Regions from separate parts of the Homo sapiens genome. Here regions 1 and 3 are each linked to region 2. Evidence: chromatin loops called from intact Hi-C (ENCODE). Cell type or tissue: endothelial cell of umbilical vein. All regions are shown on one strand. Links, peaks and the distances in the headings refer to the core of each region. The heading gives the core; the rest is flanking DNA.

Region 1 (5,816 bases), core at 1,281-3,780, 400 kb before region 2:
GTCTCTTTGTCTTTGCCTTTCAGGTTGAAAAGCATACTATTTGTCTAACTTCAGCCCAGTCCCCATCTTTATTTCATTGTAGTAGCATAAACATATTCAAATTGATTTGGACAAGCACTACTAGATATTAAACATCTATCAAATGACCATAATTAAATAATGTATTACTGATAAAGTTATAGATAGTCACATATTAATAGAAGAGAATATGAATCTGTGAATCAAGTCAAAACACATGTGAGTATTTAGTCAATATTGAAAGAGGATTTTAGGCTGGGTATGGTGGCTCACACCTGCAATCCCAGCACTTTGGGAGGCTAAGGCAGGCAGATCACCTGAGGTCAGGAGTTGGAGATTAACCATGGCCAACATGGTGAAACCCTATCTCTACTAAAATTACAAAAATTAGCTGGGAGTGGTGGCATGCACCTGTAATCCCAACCACTCAGGAGGCTGAAGCACGAGAATTGTTTGAACCTGCGAGGCAGAGGTTGCAGTGAGCCAAGATCGTGCTACTGCACTCTAGCCTGGGTGGCAGAGTGAGACACTGTCTCAAAAAAATAGATTTTCATAATGTTGAAACAATTGACTAAATCATGGGGTAGGGTGCACAATTAGATATCTATTAATTATTATACACACACACACAGCATGAGAGAGAGAGATGATAAGGAATTGGCTCACACAATTGTGGAGGCTAACAAGTCCCAAGATCTGCAGTTGGCAAGCTGAAGACCTATGAGAGCCAATGGTGCAGTTTCAGTCCCAAGGTCAGTGGACCCAGGAAAAGCTGATGTTTCAGCTGGAGTCCAAAGGCAGGATAAACCAATGTCCCAGCCATAAGGCAATCAAGTAAGAGGAAATTCCCTCTCATGTAAGGGAGGTTCAGACTTTTTGTTCTATTCAGGCCCTCCACTGATGGGATGAGACCTACTCACATTAGGAAGGACAGCCTGTTTTACTCAGTCTACAGATTCAAATGTTAATCTCATCCAAAACACCCTCACATACATACCTAAGATAATCTTTGACCAAGTATTTGGGCACTTTATGGTCAGTCAGGTTGACACATAAAATTAACCTTCATAATTTTCAACATGAATCCCAGGTTAATTAAAGATTTGAAAGTAAAAAGGAAAGTAGAACACAAAAGAATTAATATAGATGAATATTCCTCTATTTCTTGGTATTCTCAGGCCTTTTAAGTTTAGATATATACAAAATACTATAAAGAATAATATTAAGAAATTTAGTTACATAAACATTGAACTATAGGAATAATTTACACCTTTTAATTTGCTTTATTGGTATTCAAACTTTTTAGAGTCAAGGGGCTCTGGAGAAGAAAGTATTACATTTAGCTTCTAGCAATTATTTTTCTCAACTTTTCTGTCAAGCATGAGCCAACCAATTCCAATCCCTTATTCCTGATATTCTTAAATGACTGGATTGGAAAGGAGGTATGTAGGGTATCAAAAGAGTCATTCCTGCTTTTAAGGTGAAGGATCAACTCCTTAGCTATGTTGATGTGAACAAAAAGAACAGTATCAAATATTCTAGAACTTGTCCTAACCTAAGCTTATGTGTGATTTCTTTCATTTTCATGTTCCCTGCAACATATGGTATGTAATTATTTCCTAATCAGTATATAAATTTTAAGGTCATCCTGAAGTCTACAAATTCTTGCCAGGAAACTAATTTATAAACAAGGTGTTATGCAGCATGTAAACTGAGTTATAAAGTTATGGATGGGCTTAATGACACGGCTGCTATAACCACTTGCTCCTAATGCCTGAACATAATTTGTATGGTATCTTAAATGGAGTGACCATTTTTGCAAGCAAATGACTGAAATTTTGGACTTAATCCATAGAAATTTATTTTATGGAGCATTATATACAGTGATATAATTTGCAATGTGCTTTAATGGCCATTCTAGTGGCCATATAAACTGCCATCAAAACTTGCAAAAATGGCACCTAATTTGAGTGGCATTCCTCTTCATTTTAGATGTTATTACTTCATGAGGAAAGAAAACATTTTTTCTCTTTCTTTTTTCCTCTTTTTGCTCTTTTTGTATTTGATCAAGCAGCATTATTCCATAGTAGGTCTGCCACAGACTGCTATGCAGATTGGGACATGAGTCACACAGATATGATATAAACAGCACCTTAGTCTAAACTTATGCAAAGTACTGTCTTCAGAACTGATTATGGCAACCATCCCATACAACAACAATACATGTGTAATGTGAGAAGCTTTAATCCAAATTTCTCCTCAGTGTCTATTTGCAGAAGGGAGGGACTATTTGGTGGTGGATTGGAGCCAACTCAAAGTGGCTTGTGCTGAACATGCACCTCTTTTCCCAGTTTCATGTTCCCTGATATTTTGTGAATAGCTTCTGATAGACCATGGGAGATATATACGCACCATGGAAATTTGCAATTGCTACAAATCAAGGCTTTAAAAATTTTTCCTCCGTGACTGCTGATTATTAAACACTTACCAGCATACCCCTGGACTCTGCAATGGAGGCCTGGACAAACACTCCTGGTCTCTCCCATGTGTCTATTTTTGCCAGTGTAATAGTGGGCAGAACCACTAGGTGGGAGAAGCCTCACTCTTGATGATACATGGAGCAAACCTTCTGCCCCCAATGACCTGCACTGGCTGTGACCTGAATGAGATATAAATCATTATTATATTTAGCCATAAAAGCTTGGAGATTACATTATAGCAATTAGCATCCTTAGACTAATGCAGTCAGTTAGCAACAACACTGATAATGGAACTTTGGAAAAAACTGTCTGAAGTAATTCATGTCTAATAGAGTAATAAGGATTTTTCTATTATGAGAAGTGTCTAGACTCAATGCCTCAGAAGAGCAAGATAATTTTACATTGAATGTAACTAAATCAAATATATAAATCTTGGTTATCTCTATCAAGCCTTCTTGATGACTCTCAGGATGTCATTAAGCAGAGTCTTTAAGTATGTAAGACAGTGTTGATCTCCTATCCCAAAGCTAACTCTTCCTTTTCCCTCTCCTAGAAAAAAATGCAACAGGAATTCAGCACAAGTTTACAATAGAAGAGTAATATTCAAATGAAATTTAAAATATGATGAAAATTAGCACCTGATATTTTGAAACAAAAATCACAGGTACTTTTTTTGGAATAACACATCATCATTGCTTTTTGAATTTTCCTTTTATCTCCAAAAAGATTTTGAAAAATATCATCCATAAAATGATTTAATTTTAATAGAATAAGCAATTTTACTCAATAAAATGTTTCTGTGGCATAAAATCTGATATGCAATAGTCTTTAAATATACAATTCATAAGTGTTTAAAGGCAATTAAACCTCAAAGAATTGCTCCCCTAGGAGCACAAGGAGAACAAGAGAAATTCAAATATATTCAACCACTACTTTCTGACACTTTCAAATTACATTCTTTTATTTGCATTTAGTACATTTCCCTGTGACTCATGTAACTGTATTTATTTTATTTTAAGAACACTTTTTTATTTTAGAAGTGTTTTAAATTTACAGAAAAGTGGCAACGTTTGTACAAAGTATTTATATATAGCCCTACACAGTTTCCCCTACTGTTATTGTTCTATGCCACCAGGACCCCTTTGTCACAAGTAAGAAATCAACATTGGTACGTTACTATTAACTTAACAGTTTATTCAGATGTCATCATAATATCAACCTAACAGTTTATTCAGGTGTCATCAATTTTTTTCCTCAATGATATTTTTTTATGGTCCAGGTTACATTGAGTCAGTATCTCCCTAGCCTCCTCTGATCTGTGACAGTTTCTCAGAAACAACAAGTTTCCTTGTTATTGATGACCTAACAGTTTTAAGGAGCACTGATCAAAGTTTTTGCAGAATGTCACTCAATTTGGGTTTGATCAATATCTTTCTCATGGCTATCCTGGAGTCATGAGTTTTGGGAGAAAAAACACAGAAATGCAGTGTCATTCTAAGTACAGCAGGTCAAGAATGCACACTATCAATATGACTAATTGCTGATGATAACTTCCATCGCCTTGATGAGACAGTATTTGCCAGGTCTCCCTACTGTGATTTTACCCTATGCCCTAGCTCTTCCCATATTCTACTCTTTGAAAGCAAGTTAGTAGGTGCAGCCCACACTCAATGGGGGCTGAAGTGAGGGATAAGAAGAGGTGTAGAGGAACTAAGCTCTAGTTCCTGATAAATTATTATATATAAATTATTTAGAATTCATTTGTAAAGAAGATTAATCTCTTCTCTCTCATTTATGTATTTATCCAATCATTTTTATAGCATCATGGACTTGTGGCTATCTATTTTGTGCTTTAAATTATAGTCCAATATACTTACTTTGTTGCTAAAATCATTCCAGCTTTGGCCACTGGGAGTACACGCATCCCTCAATACCCACAAGGAATTGGTTCTAGGACCACCGCAGATACCAAAATCCATGAATGCTCAAATCCTTATATAAAATGGTGTGGTATTTCTATATAACTTACACACATTATCCCGTATAATCTAAACCACCTTTAGATTACTTATAATACCTACTACAATGTAAATGGTATGTAAGTAGTTGTTATATTGCATTGTTTAGGAAATAATGACCAAAAAAAGTTCTATATACATGTTCAGTACAGATGAAACTGTCCCTTTTTTTTTCTGAAAATTTTTGATCCATGGTTTATTGAATCCATGGATGTGGAACCCATACATACAGAAAGCTAACTGTACTCACTTTACTTTTCAAATGTACATTTCTGTTAACAAATACTACATTTGTTAACAACATTGGGCTAGAAAAGTCCCAATGTTTCATTTTTAGGAGTAACAAAAAAATGGAACATTTTTGCTTTATTGGAAATGCAACTTATGGAGTCATCATGACCAACAGATAAAACCAGGGTAATTTATTTTTTAGCTTTATGTTTCCATAATTAATAAGCAGGGTCAAATGAGCCCTTGGATATTTTATCTGTGGTAATTATTCAAATTTGGACAAAGTTATAATAAAACTTCTGAGGATAAGTTGCACATTTTTCTAGAATAATTTATTCAAAAGTAGTAGATTAAAACTGTTTTTTATGGCACTAAGAATAAAATGCAACAAAATTGGGGTGGGAAGTAGGTGCAATATTTAAATGGAAAGGCATCATTTTTCAAAGTGTTTTGCCACACTGCAAGTCACTACCTATTAGTGGATCATAAAACCCAAATTTAGTGGATCTCAATCAACAATTATTTTTCAAGAAAAGATTTAATGTAATAAATTAGAATAGAAAATATAAAAGTACATGTATAAGTCACACACACATAGATATGGATATATGGAAATACGTATCTATCTCTGGATAAATGGATAGATAGAGATTCATTTTAAGGAACTGGCTCATGTGACTATAGAGGCTGGCAAGTCCAAGATTTGCAGGATAGGCCACAGACTTGGGGAAGAGTTGATGTTGCAGTCTTCCGGCAAAATTTCTTCTTGCCCAAGGACAGTCAGTCTTCTGTCTATTAAGACCTTCAACTGATTAGATAAGGCCCACCCACATTATGGTGAATAATCTGCTTTACACACAGCCTACTGATTTAAATGTTAATTTCATCTAAAAATACCCTCACAGAAACATGTAGAAGAATGTTTGACCAAATATCTTAGTACCGTGGCATAGCCAAGTTGACACATAATATTAACCACCATGGCACATATCATAAGGTAGGAGGAGATGTGCCTTATGAAACTTTTCCTTTCCTAGGCCATGGATGGTGATTATGTTCTATTCGAATG
Region 2 (2,500 bases), core at 1-2,500:
TCACTATATGTTAACAAAGATCACATATGAAATTGAGACTTGGATTTCCTAAAAGTCACTCTATCATAAGACACAGTACTGTACCTACAAGATCCAGTAGATTTTTTAAACAGCAGAAAGTTTTGTACTCTACATAGATTTGTGACTGCTTCAGCCAGTACAATACAGCAGAAATGACACAGACCTAAGGCTGCATTTTAAAAGGCTATTCAGTTTCAGCCTTATTCACTGAAACACATACTTAGTGCCTTGAGCTAAAAAATAAGAAGTCCATCCATCTACTCAGTGCTGTGAAAAAGCCAAGCCTCCTGCAGAGGTGCTGCAGTTGGCAGTCCTGTCGTCAAGTCCTCCCAACCCACAGCACCAGGCGGGCAAGTGAAGCACCTGTCTTAGCCCCTCAACTCTCAAGTCCTCTCAGCTGAGGTCCTAGACGTTGTGAAACAAACAAAGTCATCCCTGCTGAGTCCTGACTAAATTTCCAATAGAATCAATAAGCATAAGAAAATAGTTTTAATTGGCCAAGTTTCGGATTAATACGATACTCAACAGAAATAATTAGAACAATGTGCATATATGGGAGGTGGTTAAATAAAGTATGGTATAGCCTCACCATCTCTTAAAAACATTAAGTTTATATTCACTGGTAGGAAAGCTGTCCATAATACACTAATACACTTTTTAAAGCACAGTATTGTATCTTTTAGTTAAAACAATTTGTTATCCTTTAATACATACTTCCCTCCATTAGAATACATGCTTGATAAGGCAGTGGACAAGTGTACCTCCATTATCTGGAAAGTTACTGCCTTAAACAACAAGGATATATAATAAAATGTTAAATGTTGTTTTCCCCAGGTAATGATATTATAGGGATAATTCTTATTTTTATACCTTTCAGAATCACTGGGTTTTTTAAATGATTATATATTACTTATTAATTTATACTCAGAACATAAACTGTTTTCATTAAAAAGATTGTCACATTGGGACACCTTGTTAACAATATAAAAAGAAATTAAGTAGTTTCTTTATATAGCTTAAAAGTGTTACATGTGGTCTTTTGGAACATAATTCTATGAAAGTTTGCTTAATAATTTTTATTATAAATTAAGTACTATCCCTAGTAAAGTAATCCCTGTAATTCAGTCTCTGGTACAGGGTATCCAACAGCTTACCTGTTTGTTTTGTAGAGCTCGTTGGAAAAGTCGGAGAAAAGCAGCCAAACTAAAACGGTACATGTTATTAATTTTGGACAAATCAGAAATAATGAAGTACATCTTGCTGGCACTCTCAGCCAGGGGGAGATAGGCATCCCGTTCCTATGGATCAAGAGATCAGTAGGGGATAGGGTGGAAACACCTTAGAATTAGTGCTTTACTGCCACCTAAAGACTACAATGCACATATCTACCCAAGTAATAAAAAAACCTTACTTTTTCTATGCACATAAAACAAATGAAGATGATGAATCATGGTTTCTAACTAAAAAAGATAGCAAAATCTAGTTTTTCTTCCTCATTTTTATAAAACTGCAAAGAATATATGTCTTAGTCTATTAAGGCTACCTATAACAAAATACACTAAACTCGTTCTGCTTTTATATAGCAGAAATTTATTTCACCCAGTTCTGGAAGCTGGGAAGTCCAAGATCAAGGTGCCAACAGATTTGGTGTCTCGTGAGAGCTTGTTTCCTGGTTCACAGAAAGAACTGCTTCTTGCTGTGTTCTCACATGCTGGAAGGGGCTAAAAAACTCCCTTGGCCTTCTTTTATAAGGTTACTAATCCCACTCATGAGAGCTCCACCCTCATGACCTAGTCACCTTCTAAAACCTCCACCTCTTAATACTATTACACTGGGGATTACATTTCCACATATGAATTTTGGGGGTGATGAGGACACACAAATATTCAGACTATAGCAATATATTTTAAACACCTTTCTACCTCTCAGTTGACAGAGCTAGAAGTGGTTCACAGATTGGTCTTAATGAGGACCAACAGCACTAGTATTAGGGGAAAGTGGGTAAGATGAAATGGTAAATATTTGTGATCAGAGAATAGATGATCCAATTTTACATTTCAAAAGAGAATCAGTTAAGGTAACGCAAGACAGCACAGCGCTATCAGGCTATCTCTGATGTGAAGAAAAGTTCGAACTATGAGTATAGGATTGGTGACAATAAGAACACTGATGGAACTAGAGGTAGAGAAGATGACTCTAACAGGTGTCCACATTAGGATAATAAAGTACCCAGCACTGTTCATTATAAGCATGAAAAGAGCCAATAACTGTACCTTAGAGCTTATAACCCTTTTAATTAGTATATTTAACTTGCCTTAACTTAAGAAAAGTTCTAAGAACGGCAAAGATATTCTCTAATACTCATTTTCAATATACTCATTTCCAATTTTAGTACAAAACTGCAGCTCTACCTTAGATAACATTATGCCAGAAATCAGTAGAAGGCAGCAGGGTATACTGACAAACACTCCTTATCCTC
Region 3 (5,816 bases), core at 1,681-4,180, 280 kb before region 2:
AGCTAGCCTTCCCATTTGATAAGTGACTTCTGGTAACTAAGCTCTTCAGTCTAGTCAATGCCATGGCTGCAATTCTTCCATTGCAAGCCCTCTGTAAATCTGATTTGTGATTAGAATTGGTGTAGCAAACTGTCAGCATCAATATTGTAATTAGGAAGAGCTAAGAGCCCAGGACTTAGAGACATGCAAAAGTCTATGGCAATGGAGAGACAAGCAGAAGAGGGAGTCCAGGACCCCAGAAAAAGAGGAAATTATTGCAGTATCATCAACCCCTCAAACAAGCCAAATTACACAAAGGGAAGATAATCTTTTCAAGTTCTATAGCCACAATTACATTGACAGAGACAAGATTAAGAATTACAGCCGGGCGCGGTGGCTCACGCCTGTAATCCCAGCACTTTGGGAGGCCGAGGCGGGCGGATCACGAGGTCAGGAGATCGAGACCACGGTGAAACCCCGTCTCTACTAAAAATACAAAAAATTAGCCGGGCGCAGTGGCGGGCGCCTGTGGTCCCAGCTACTCGGGAGGCTGAGGCAGGAGAATGGCGTGAACCCGGAAGGCGGAGCTTGCAGTGAGCGGAGATCGCGCCACAGCACTCCCGCCTGGGCGACAGAACGAGACTCCGTCTCAAAAAAAAAAAAAAAAAAAAAAAAAAAAAAAAAAAAAGAATTACAAATTGCTGTAGTATAGAAATATACTGGTGAAGATCCAAACACAAGAAACTTGGCATCCTCTTACAGCCTTCATTGAGCATTTGCTTAATGTAAAAATTATATTGTTGCTTTAAGGAGATTTGTAAGTTACTCACACACCATCATTTTATTTCTCAAGGAATTTCTTTTCTCCAATTCAACAGGACCAATAGCACTGGTATGCCTATATCAGTTGTTAAATGATCTGAATATCATGTTTGGCATGTGGAAAAACACTAGTGGGGACATTATCTATTCATTTATAATGTGTCATGCAAATAATGCCCCATACCAACCACACCGAGAGGTTGTGACTTTTATACTCCCTTTTAAAGAGGAAGGTATGCAATGATTCTCATTTTTGTTATATTATGTGTCTTTAAAATGTATATAAGAAGTGACTTTTTGAAAGTCAAAGAACTAACTTTATGTGTCACTGTGTGCAGACACGTGTGTATGGGGAGGTATTCCCATGAAACAAAAACATTATAAAGTCTTAATAAAAGTTTGCCTTTTGAAAATAATCTTCAATGCATATTTCCAGAATTTGACTTCTTCCTAAATTTTAATTTTGTTCCTTTTCTTCATAATTAATATAGTCAGCCAGTTTAATTCATTAAGCATCTAATTGAGGCTAAAAAGTCACTGCTTCAGCTCATCTAATGATGATCTCAATTAAGTTGAGTTTATAACAAATGTGCTGTTAAGTGCTGAGGCTAGCACTTTTATAGCTCCTATTATACAATCTACTTATTTTTCTAAAATTTTAAGAGCAAAAGTCATTGAAATATCCAGATAATTATACAAACACTGCTAAATAAATATACCCAGCCATGTGATAGCTCAAAATGCTTATCAGCTGAGGACCAAAGTTTGAATTTTGACAAAAGGCAGTAGAGTATCAATATACAGTGTGTGAAAGGGCAGGTGTTCAAAAGTCTATATTAGGGAGTGATACAGTTTGGATTTGTACCCTGCCCAAATCTCATGTTGAAATGTAATCCCCGATGTTGGAGGTACAGCCTGGTGGAAGGTGACTGGATCATGGGTAAAGACACATTTCTCATGAATGGTTTATCATCATCCCCTTGGTACTGTTCTCATCATAGTGAGTGAGTTCTCAGGAGACCTAGCTGTTTAAAAGCTTGTGGCACCTTCTCTGTCTTGGTCTTTCTCTTGCCATGTGACATGAAAGCTCCCGCTTCGCCTTCTGCCAGGATTGTAAGCTTCCAGAGACTTCTCCAGAAGCAGATGCTGCCATGATTCCTGTACAGCCTGCAGAACTATGAACCAATTAAACCTCTTTTCTTTATAAGCTTCCCAGTCTCAGGTATTTCTTTATAGCAGTGCAGGAATAGCCTAATACAGGGAGGAACGAGAGAACCACTCCACCATCACATTCTTACTTCAACAGATCAGTCTATAAGGTATTTATCTCTGCTGTTGGGGGAGTATTCAGAGGACTTTGGGTATTTTCATTTCAATAGTGAAAACCTCCCCCAGTCATTATTCTGAATGACAAGCACAGACTTTAAGCATAAGCTCAAAGCTGTACATATAATATAGTTATCAAAACTGTATTTATTAAAACAGAGAATAGAAAGGCTTGACATAGTATGGAATCCTAACAAATAATTTTTTTAAAGCACCTGTTATTTGATGACTTACTTGTTAATCTATAGATTCTCAGGTCAGGAGCTTTGGGCCCACTAAGTGGGTATCAAGGGTACCCACTCAGTGAAACATTCCAAAAACACAAGGATGTGATTTGAGAATGTAAATTCTAAAGTTTGCTTTACTTTGCTGTTTTTAGTCACAATATCTAATTGATTTAGATTGATTTATGAACTTCAAGTAACACCATAGTCTATTTTATTTATGTTTGTCAAAAGAAATCATAAATTAAGAACTGTTGAGAGAGACACTGCACTACTCCCATGTAAATCTCTGTTGTCAAACAGTGATCCCTAGGGGGTGCTACTGAGTTCCCTAAAAATGGTGTAGGCAAATTTTATACAATACACTGCATAAAAGCAAGTATAACATGTAATTTGTCAAATAATCTACTTTAAAGCTGTCTGTCCCCAAGCTTAAGTAGAGAGATTTTTAAATGTACCAGGAATCCTCCCTGGGCTTTGGAATGAGGACAGAATTTCAGAAGGCACAAAGATGAGAAGAAATCATTATCAAATTGATAGGTGCTTTGATTATTTTTAGACTAATGGTGTACAGTTGTGGTGCACTCTCAACAAAGTGCGCATGAGCTGGGAGTGGGTTGAGAGTTGGGGAGACTCTATTTTGTAAATGCTGAAACATTAACCCAGGGACATAAATGTTTATGTCTCTTTCTCTTTACCTGCCAGTCCCTCTTGATTTTTGTCTTATTTTTAAAGTTCTTTTCCTACTTGTGATACCATCCATTTTTAACCACTACATCTTACACCCATTGTCCTTTCTCTCTATTAACATAGCACTCTAGCTCTGTGTTCCTCCATACTTAAGATCTCCCTGGAGAGACACAAAGGGAGTCCATTATCCCTTTTTTTTTTCTGGTCACATTTTGGCAGAGAAGTGTTCTCCACTTGCATGGTCCTGGCAGTGCCCCTTTAATTTTCACATAGCTGGAGGAGGCACACATAAGCCATAGACGAACAATACAGTCCTGACCCTAACCTCATTATGCACCGCACTTGAAGCTGCATTAGCAAAAACAGATGGTCTGGCTGCAAAGCCACAGATGCCAATCAGATACACTGTCGGCAAGCACGTTCTCTAATCAGGCCCCTTTCAAATGGCATCTGCTTCTCCCTCCCTGTAGGTATACATAATGATTTGAAACCTTCTGTACATTTCCTGTTGCACTTGGGCTCTAACAACCTGTTCACAGAACAGAGTTGCCAGTCTAAGATGGGCCAGCTCACCCGGGCTGAGACAGAGAGGCAAACAGCAGGGCTTCAGCCCAGAGTCTTGTGAGGGGCGCAGGAATATTTGGCCTCTTCCTGTGTGGAAGGAGCTGGAGTCTGAGAGGAGATAGAGTGAAACAAAAATGGGCAGTGTCAATAATTTACGTAATATAGTTGCTGTCTCGGCATCCATTTTTAGGCTTGACATAAGTTATTTGAAACCGAGTAGTACCTCGTCACCTTTGGCCTAGTTAAAACTTCCTCTCCCTAAGAAGTTGTTTTTTTGTTTTTGTTTTGATACGGAGTCACTCTGTCGCCCTGGCTGGAGTGCAGTGGCGCAATCTCGGCTCACTGCAACCTCTGCCTCCCGGGTTCAAGCGATTCTCCTGCCTCAACCTCCGGAGTAGCTGAGATTACAGGCTTGAGCCACCCCACCTAGCCAGCTATTTTCAATATAAGCTCATTTGTTTCTTATCCCACCGACCCAAACCCAGCACGCCCAATAGCTGCTGGCCAGGATCAAATCTGATGGTTAACACCAGAGCCACAACACAGATTTTTGTGTTTTTGTTAAACTAGCCAATCCACAACTACCCCGCCTCGTCCTTCCCCAGCAAAGCCTAAGGGATAATGCCCTTGGGTCTTAATAAAGCATAGTCCCACAGGTCCTCTGGCTCTCTCTGGCTCCCACCCTGCTGGCTGAGACGCCTGCTGATTCCGGACTTCCCAGCTTCCCGTCAGCACCCCTAGCCTCTCTGGGATCTGTAAGTGATCCAAACTTCTTTTTTTGTTTCGTGCATCTTGGCTTCACCTCCTCGGTGCACCTCACTTGACCGTCATACCCAAAGCTAATTTTTTTCCTGGCCAGGACTCTGCTAGAGAGTGGTTACCTTGTCTTATGGCAACTCCCAACAGAGAGGCCTCAAGACTAAATTAGAAAGAGAGCTTAACAATAAAATTACAACAGACAGCTACAGAGATTATTGTGAGAAGCATGCTCTATGTTGAACCTCACCCCAGTTCCCATCTTTATTTCATGACAGTAGCATAAAGTGCTTGATTGGGACAAACACTACCAGATATTAAACATATTATTAAGTAACCATAATTTAAAGAATGTTATAGACAGACATCAGGATGACAAAGTATACACCATGCTTTTAAATCCTGTTGGAAATAACATATCCCTTCCAGTCATATTTCTTTTCTATTCTTAATTGACAAATAACATACTTAGAGGGGTATAATATGATATATGTTCACAATATGGAATAATTCAGGCTAATTAAAAGTTTATCACCTCACATACTTATTTCTTTTTGTGGTAAAAACATTTAAAAGCTACTCTTCTAGCAATTTTGAAATATGCGAAGTCATATTTCATTAGCCAGACCAAGCTACATTGTCAAGACTGGTATCAGTGATGGCACATGACTGATACAGTTTATCACAGTATGAATCTTTCAATGTAAATGTTTATAAAGAACTTCTAATAATACTAGGAGTGTCTTATAGTGTTAGAGACAAATGAAAAATATGCTAATATATTATGTAAATGCAAATTTGGTTTTTAAAAGGCTCAGAAAATATGTATAAGCCAAATGTTCACCCAAGCATCATGGTTACATCTAAGATATATGATTATAATAAATTTTCCTGATTTTTTTAAAAAAATTTAAAGCTGTATTTAGGAACAATTGAGCTTCAATAAATTTCACATGTTTAAAGTTTATAACCTGATAAGTTTTGACGTAGGTATACTTGATGGAACCATCAACAATCAAAGTAAAGAACAGATGTGGTACATCCACCTCCACTGAAGGGCAACCAGTGTGTCTGCTTTATGTAACTGTAGATTCCTTTGCATTTTCTAGAATGTTACATAAATAGAATCATACTAGCTAAATATGTATCCTTCTTTAGTCCAGCTTTTTTCAATCAGTATAATTATTTTAAGAATCATCCAGGTTGCTGCATGTATCAGTAGTTCATTCCTGTTTACTGCTGAGTATAATTCCATTGTGTAGGTATACCACAATTTGTTTATCCATTCGTTATTTTTAAATTTTTATTTTCTAATTGTAAGTTGACAAAGGATAATTGTATATATGTATTATAGTTGCATATATGTATGGTGTTATGATTTATAAGTACAACGTAGCATAATTAAATCAAGCTAATGAACATATCCATCACCTCAAATACTTACCATTTTTTTGT

The links. A loop is a pair of places that touch in the nucleus more often than their neighbours do. Peaks named below come from ENCODE experiments on the same cell type or tissue, not always from the same donor. Only the 100,000 strongest peaks of a DNase experiment are listed, where the experiment ranks them.
Region 1: it touches region 2 in a loop (13-fold over the local background); 4 of 110 quality-filtered maps call a loop at or near these places.
Region 3: it touches region 2 in a loop (12-fold over the local background); 2 of 110 quality-filtered maps call a loop at or near these places.

The regions. Positions count from the first base shown.
Region 1 is chr11:103,656,329-103,662,144 of GRCh38, reverse strand. No RefSeq gene overlaps it. Among named protein-coding and RNA genes, the nearest start is that of MIR4693, 190 kb to the left of the region's middle. In endothelial cell of umbilical vein, for the core only: a CTCF peak has its summit at 2,625 (motif pointing right); no DNase peak of the experiment used is centred there.
Region 2 is chr11:103,256,427-103,258,926 of GRCh38, reverse strand. DYNC2H1 (dynein cytoplasmic 2 heavy chain 1) reads right to left here. Exons shown (of 89, transcript NM_001377.3): 69 at 1,176-1,319. Among named protein-coding and RNA genes, the nearest start is that of DYNC2H1, 150 kb to the right of the region's middle. In endothelial cell of umbilical vein, for the core only: no CTCF peak of the experiment used is centred there; a DNase peak (open chromatin) is centred at 1,346.
Region 3 is chr11:103,534,953-103,540,768 of GRCh38, reverse strand. No RefSeq gene overlaps it. Among named protein-coding and RNA genes, the nearest start is that of MIR4693, 310 kb to the left of the region's middle. In endothelial cell of umbilical vein, for the core only: a CTCF peak has its summit at 2,663; a DNase peak (open chromatin) is centred at 2,678.